Linked DNA regions of Mus musculus: region 2 is linked to region 1. Evidence: chromatin loops called from intact Hi-C (ENCODE). Cell type or tissue: left cerebral cortex. All regions are shown on one strand. Links, peaks and the distances in the headings refer to the core of each region. The heading gives the core; the rest is flanking DNA.

Region 1 (2,916 bases), core at 241-2,740:
TCCTGAGCATTCCACCTTGAAACAACTACATAAAGACTGCAGTCGATCTGATTGTCCCAGCTCCTGAATGTGTGGCTCCAATGAGGGCTGTTGGAAAGATTTTGTACCTGATAGTTTGTGATCCCGAGCCTTGAAGAACTTCAAACAAACCTGCAATTATCTCTTCCTAGGCCAGAGGGCAAGCTCTTCTCCTTGTGGTCTAGCAGACCAGACAGATAGCTGTAATTGGTGCTAAGAGGCAAAGCTCTGATTAGTCCAACATATGGCTAGGCTCGGCCAAAACAAATAGCTGTGATTAATCCAAACATCCCATTTTGAGCTATAGAAGCAGACTGTTCAGGCCGGGAGGGGCACTCTCGGGAGCAGCTTACCCTATGGTTACAACAGCAGGCTTAACAAGAGGCTTCTCTCAAGCTCTCTTTTCTGACCCACTTTCAGCTGTGTGGACCCAAAGAGAGGCAGGAGATAGAAGAGGGAGGGAGCTGTTCAAGAGTGGCCAGGATAAGGTAAGAAGCTGAGAGGGGGAACAGGAGGCTCAGAGCCTAAGCATTAAAAGCAATGACGTAAAAAGCAATGAAGGGAACCTGCAGGCCCCGGTCACAAGAATTTGTGAGAACTGTCAGGTCTTCAGGGCCAAGTGTGCCAGGCATCTGACTGAGAGCTGTATCGCTGGCTACCACCATGGCCTGAGAAATCCCAGTACCTAGGACCTTCAGGAAACTGCAATCCCAGCTGAGACTGAGATTAGCAAACCCAATTTCTAGGCCCAAGGAGCTCTAATACATTCAGGGCTGACACCCAATAACGGAGCCCTGCGCACCAACTCTTAACACTAGAGGGCCCCAACTTCCCAGTCACACTGGTCAACACTGCAGGGTGTTGTAACACTAGAGGGTGACACTTGCCAGTCTTGCTACCTGCAGCTGGCAGCCCTCAGGAGGCAGGGGCAGGTGGATCACTGGGTTCAAGGCCAGCATGGGTTTCAGAGCAAGTTCCAGAACAGCCAGGGCTACACAGAGAAACCCTGTCTCAAAAAACAAAACAAAACAAAACAAAACATCCCTATAGAATTAAAGTAAGGTCATGGGTTCTGAATATCGTCCCTCTACCTCATCAAGTGTAATAATAGTACATCTTCTAGAAAATAATCTCCTTTTTGTCATTTGATAATATATATCTCAATCCCATAGTGATACTTGGGGTTAGATTTGAACTCGGATCAGGGCTCATAATGTTTGAGCTATACATACTTTCATCCTGATTACCTGTAGACTAAAATTCGCAAATGAGAAAGCATGAAAAGGAAAAGGAAAGGCTCCCCCGAAGCCTAGAAAGAGGAAGGTGAAACCAGGTAACCCCGTAGGCCATCGTCCTATGAGCCACCAGCAGTGGTCGCCAGAGCACAGGTTCCGGACCCCGCCCCCCTGCCCGGGACACACACGCGCGCGCGATTGCGCGCATGCGTGTGTGCTCAGACGCATGCGCGTTGGCTCCCACTTGCACGGGGGCGCCAGCAGGGGCGGGGACGCGCACGGCGGAGGCGGAGCGGCGGCGGCAGCGGCGGCAGCGGCAGCGGCAGCGGCGTAGGGGGCCCAGGCTGCAGGGTGGCAGCCCGCGGCGGGCTCCAGGTAACCGAGGCGCCGCGCAGTGCCGAGCCGGCCGCCCGCCGCCGAGCCATGGAAATCGGCACCGAGATCAGCCGCAAGATCCGGGTGAGGCCCGCGTCGGCGGGCGCTGGGCATGGCGGGCAGGCGGTTGCCAGGAGTAACGGGGCGGGTGGGCCCGGCCTGCAGCGTCTCCTCCGCGCCGGCCGCCTCAGACGGAGCGCAGGCGCGGCGGTCGGCTCTGGGGACTCCAGCGGGCCCGTGAGAGGCACCTGGGCGGCAGCGGCGGCGGCGGCTGCGGGAAGCGCCGCGCGGGGGGCGGCGTCCCCTCCCCCACCCCCCGGTTGCGCGGGGCGGCTCTTTCACTGTCGCGGTTTTCACAGGCACCTTTGCTGTTTTTTTTTTTTTTTTTCTCTCTCTCTCCCTCAGAGTGCCATTAAGGGGAAATTACAAGAATTAGGAGCTTACGTAGGTAAGTCGATTCTCATCCTTCGCCTCCATATACTACTGTAGGGCTTGTAGCTGCCTGGATGTGTGAGTGACTCTGCCCCAGAGCTCTTCGGGTGGTCTGCCTTGAGAGCCCTGGTTTTCCTCTCCCCTCGTTCCATCGAGCCATCTATAGCAGCACCCCGAGGTCCCTTCCCCCACCCCCATCTCCTGTCTAAGATGTTATTTTGAAATAGTCTAGCTTTTCTAACCTTCGGCTGAAGCTGTCGTGTTTTTAAGCACCCATGTTTGTTCGAATTTTGTTCTGTTTTTCCTGTTGTTACTTTCTCATCATGACCTTTAATTTGAGATCTCTCATTTTGGATATGAACATTATATGCTTCAGGCTTCTGGCATTTGCCACAGAGCTGGTTCAGTAAGTTTTATGTATTAGATTTTTTTTGTTTTTGTTTGTTTGTTTGTTTGTTTTTTCAGAATGAGTGTTTACTCTGAGCTAGGCATTGTTTAGCCATTAAAATGTAAATGATAATATCCCAGTTGTACAAATAGAAACAAAGGCTTCAGGTACTTGAACAGGCCTGGGGGAGGAAGCCTGTCTGACCCCACTGATGGTGGCTTTAGTTGTAAATCATGGGTACCTTAAAATAGTAACTCAGGGTCTGAGACCCTTACTGACCCCTGGAGTCAAATTTGTTTTCATAATGGTTAGAAGGCTTGACATTACACTATGTCTACACTTGGATTATACGAAAGCAGTGAGTTTAAAAGGTCACACCAGCTTTTACTAGAACTCTTGGTCAAATAATTGTAGTTTAAAAAAAAAAGTTCCATCTAGAATGTTATCAATGAGACAGATAAAAAAAAA
Region 2 (2,916 bases), core at 130-2,629, 470 kb before region 1:
GTTTTTTTATTCAGATTGATTTTTTAAAGTACATTTTTTAGATAGGCAGAGAAAAGACTATATGCAGGTCGTTGTTTGATTTTTGCCTCTACTTCCCTGCCTTATTTAGGGAATTTTCATGAGTGGAAAGATATATAAATAATTAACTCCTTGTGTTGTCCAAATTATATTTCATCTCCCGAACAACATCTGTAGCAAATTTTTTTGTACAAACTGATGCGTTTCTTCTCCTTCTCTCAACCACCAAGCTAACAGAAGGCTTCCACGGACGCTGGTGCCTATTCTTTAGAGTAATGATTAAATCGCTACTTACCAGTTACCTCTGTTGATTTTGTTTACCTGATTTATTTATTTTTAGTTAGGTGAGTTTGATTTCAAACTGGAATCCATGATACAGAGCACATAGGGATCTCTTTATCTTTATCAATTCTATGATTCTGAGGGCCTGATTTTCAAATCCCAGTTTCACCATTCTCTTATCCATGTACTGGGCCCTGTTGTCTCCTACCTAAACCCATTCCCAGTTGCTATGGTAACAGTTGTTACTGTAGCAATGGATGCTGACCCAAGAAGGCTTTGTGATAAGTAGATTTATCTATGCTGGGAACCCTTTATGAAATAAAAAGAATTCTTGAAAAAGAGAGCCACTGCTGAATACAAATGCATAGACACAGCCAACAAACTTGCTCTCTCTCACAAAAATAAAAGAAAATTAAAATAACATCCGAAGTAATGCACCATTTGGGTTCATTTGGTCATTTATCAATCAGCAGCTGAGGGAAACATTTCAAATCTTTTCCTTCCCTAGTCCGTCTTTCTATTCTTTCTCCCTGAAAGTTGCTGATAAGGGTGTGTTTATTTTATTTCCCACCCACCCCCAATATTTTATTTTCTATTCAGAATAGTAAAATAAATATATTGTATACATTAGAATGCTTTCAGCCACAGACATTTTCACCCCCTCAAGATATGAGACTCTATTTGATAAGTACATTTACCACATTCTAATTTTCTCCTTTATTATATTTACTCTTCTCTAATATAATACATCCTGATGGTAGCCTCTCCTCTCACCCCTCCTCCTAGTTTTCCCCTCCCACAGATGAGGAGTTGTTTTTTTAAAAAGCATCTATCCTTATTTTTCCTTGTACAATTCTAGAAAATGTAGTCCTAAGTTAGTTGTTTATATAAATTTCCTAGGCAGACACCTTGGAAAGAGGAAATCGATGTTTCATGAATACAAAATACAAGCTGTATTTTTAAAGTATTATTTATTCCTAGCATAAACCCAATTCAATTCAAGTAAAAGACGGGGAAAACAATTAAACACCATACTTTTTTCTTTTCTTCATTTTACTTTATTTTTTGTTTTTTGGTCCTCCTAATATATTGAAGATGGGCCACATTGAGATAAACTATGTATTAGTTGCATTAGCTGAGTGCATGCGATCTTAAGAATTAGAAACCACAAAAGCAGGTCAGATACTGAGTGAAGTAAAGATTGTTCTTTTCTCTCATTTGGTGATGAGCAGGGCTAGTCCCTATTGTGACCACGAGGGGGCAATCACGTTCTAGCACAGAATTTTGCAGGTATGTGTTCACCACAGCTCACAAAGTGACCTAAGATGTATTTTTTTTTAATCCAAGCAAACAGCAAACACCTCCTGTAACCTAAAAATAAAAGAGAAAACACACCCATATTCCGTCCTTCTCTCTGAGAAGCTGGGTTACAGACTTTGAGCTGGCTCAGTGGTTACGGGCACTTGTTGCTCTTGCAGAGGACCTGGGTTTGGTTTCCAGGTATTCACATAGGAGCTCCCAAGTATCCGTAACTCCACTTCCAGAGAATCATACGATCTCCAAGGGCATCAGGCACACATACACGCAGGAAAAAAAAAACACTCATTACACATAAAGTGAATAAATCTAAGATTATAGGGCTAGCCAACTTTGAATGTGTGTATTTATAAGATTAAACTGTTGTAGGCAGTTTGCATGTGAACCTGCTATTATGAAATGACTGTGCTGAGCTCAAGATGCAATTCAGTATATTTGCAGTTTTAAATTTTTAATTATTGTTAGATCACAGCTCACACAAACTGGCATCTGTTATTTTGAAACGCTTAAATCCGTCCTCCGACAAAGAACAGTAATGTCATCATGTTCTAATTTAGCAGCTTTTGCGTATAATTAAACATATAATAGCCTGCGACCTGTTTTTCTTCTGCTTATAATTTTCAGACGCCTTTCACAAAACACCAATGGCTATTTACACGTTCAAAGTAGGTTACAGTTCCTCAAATGATGTTTCAATTCGGTGTTCAAGAAGCAAACCAGGGGCTGTAGAGATGGCAAGGAAATTAACAGCCTTTGCTGTACAACTCAAAAGACCTGAGTTTGAATCCTTGCACCCATGTAATATGTCAGGTGTGGTTTCATGTGTGCTTGGAATGCTGATGTTGCAGCAAGGTTGGAAATAAGTGGACCACTGAGACTGAAACACACAGGCTCCAGATGCAGGGAGACCATGCTTTGAAGGGATAAAGCAGAAAGTGAGAGACGAGGATCCCCAGTGTCTTCTGGCTTCTTTGCACTCATGCTCAGACACATACTCTTACAGACACCACACAAATATCTCTTACACACATACACACACACACACACACACACTAACAAACTTCATGTACACTAGAAATAGATGAATGAACTACGGCCTCCATGTTGTTCAATTCCAGCTTTCAAATAAAAATATACACCTCATTAATTGGGAAATGTGAGCTATTTCAAAAATCCAAAACCAAGACATTTTTCTAACTTTACCATGCCATGAAAATATTTCCAGATCTTAGTATTTTAAAGTTCTTGGATATTTGACTGAGCCTATAAATATCCTTCTAAAAGAATTCATTTCAGAAT

What was found. A loop is a pair of places that touch in the nucleus more often than their neighbours do. Peaks named below come from ENCODE experiments on the same cell type or tissue, not always from the same donor. Only the 100,000 strongest peaks of a DNase experiment are listed, where the experiment ranks them.
Region 2: a loop joins it to region 1, with 2.8 times the contacts of the local background. A loop is called at or near these places in 3 of 42 quality-filtered maps.

Annotation. Positions count from the first base shown.
Region 1 is chr12:98,745,447-98,748,362 of GRCm38, forward strand. It overlaps Zc3h14 (zinc finger CCCH type containing 14), which reads left to right and starts at 1,522. Exons shown (of 17, transcript NM_029334.2): 1 at 1,522-1,712; 2 at 2,034-2,076. The coding sequence starts at 1,677. In left cerebral cortex, for the core only: CTCF peaks have their summits at 841 (motif pointing right) and 1,385; DNase peaks (open chromatin) are centred at 333, 848, 1,459 and 2,172; H3K4me3 peaks cover 1,210 bases; H3K27ac peaks cover 1,034 bases.
Region 2 is chr12:98,279,152-98,282,067 of GRCm38, forward strand. No RefSeq gene overlaps it. Among named protein-coding and RNA genes, the nearest start is that of Gpr65, 12 kb to the left of the region's middle. In left cerebral cortex, for the core only: a CTCF peak has its summit at 1,551 (motif pointing right); a DNase peak (open chromatin) is centred at 1,567.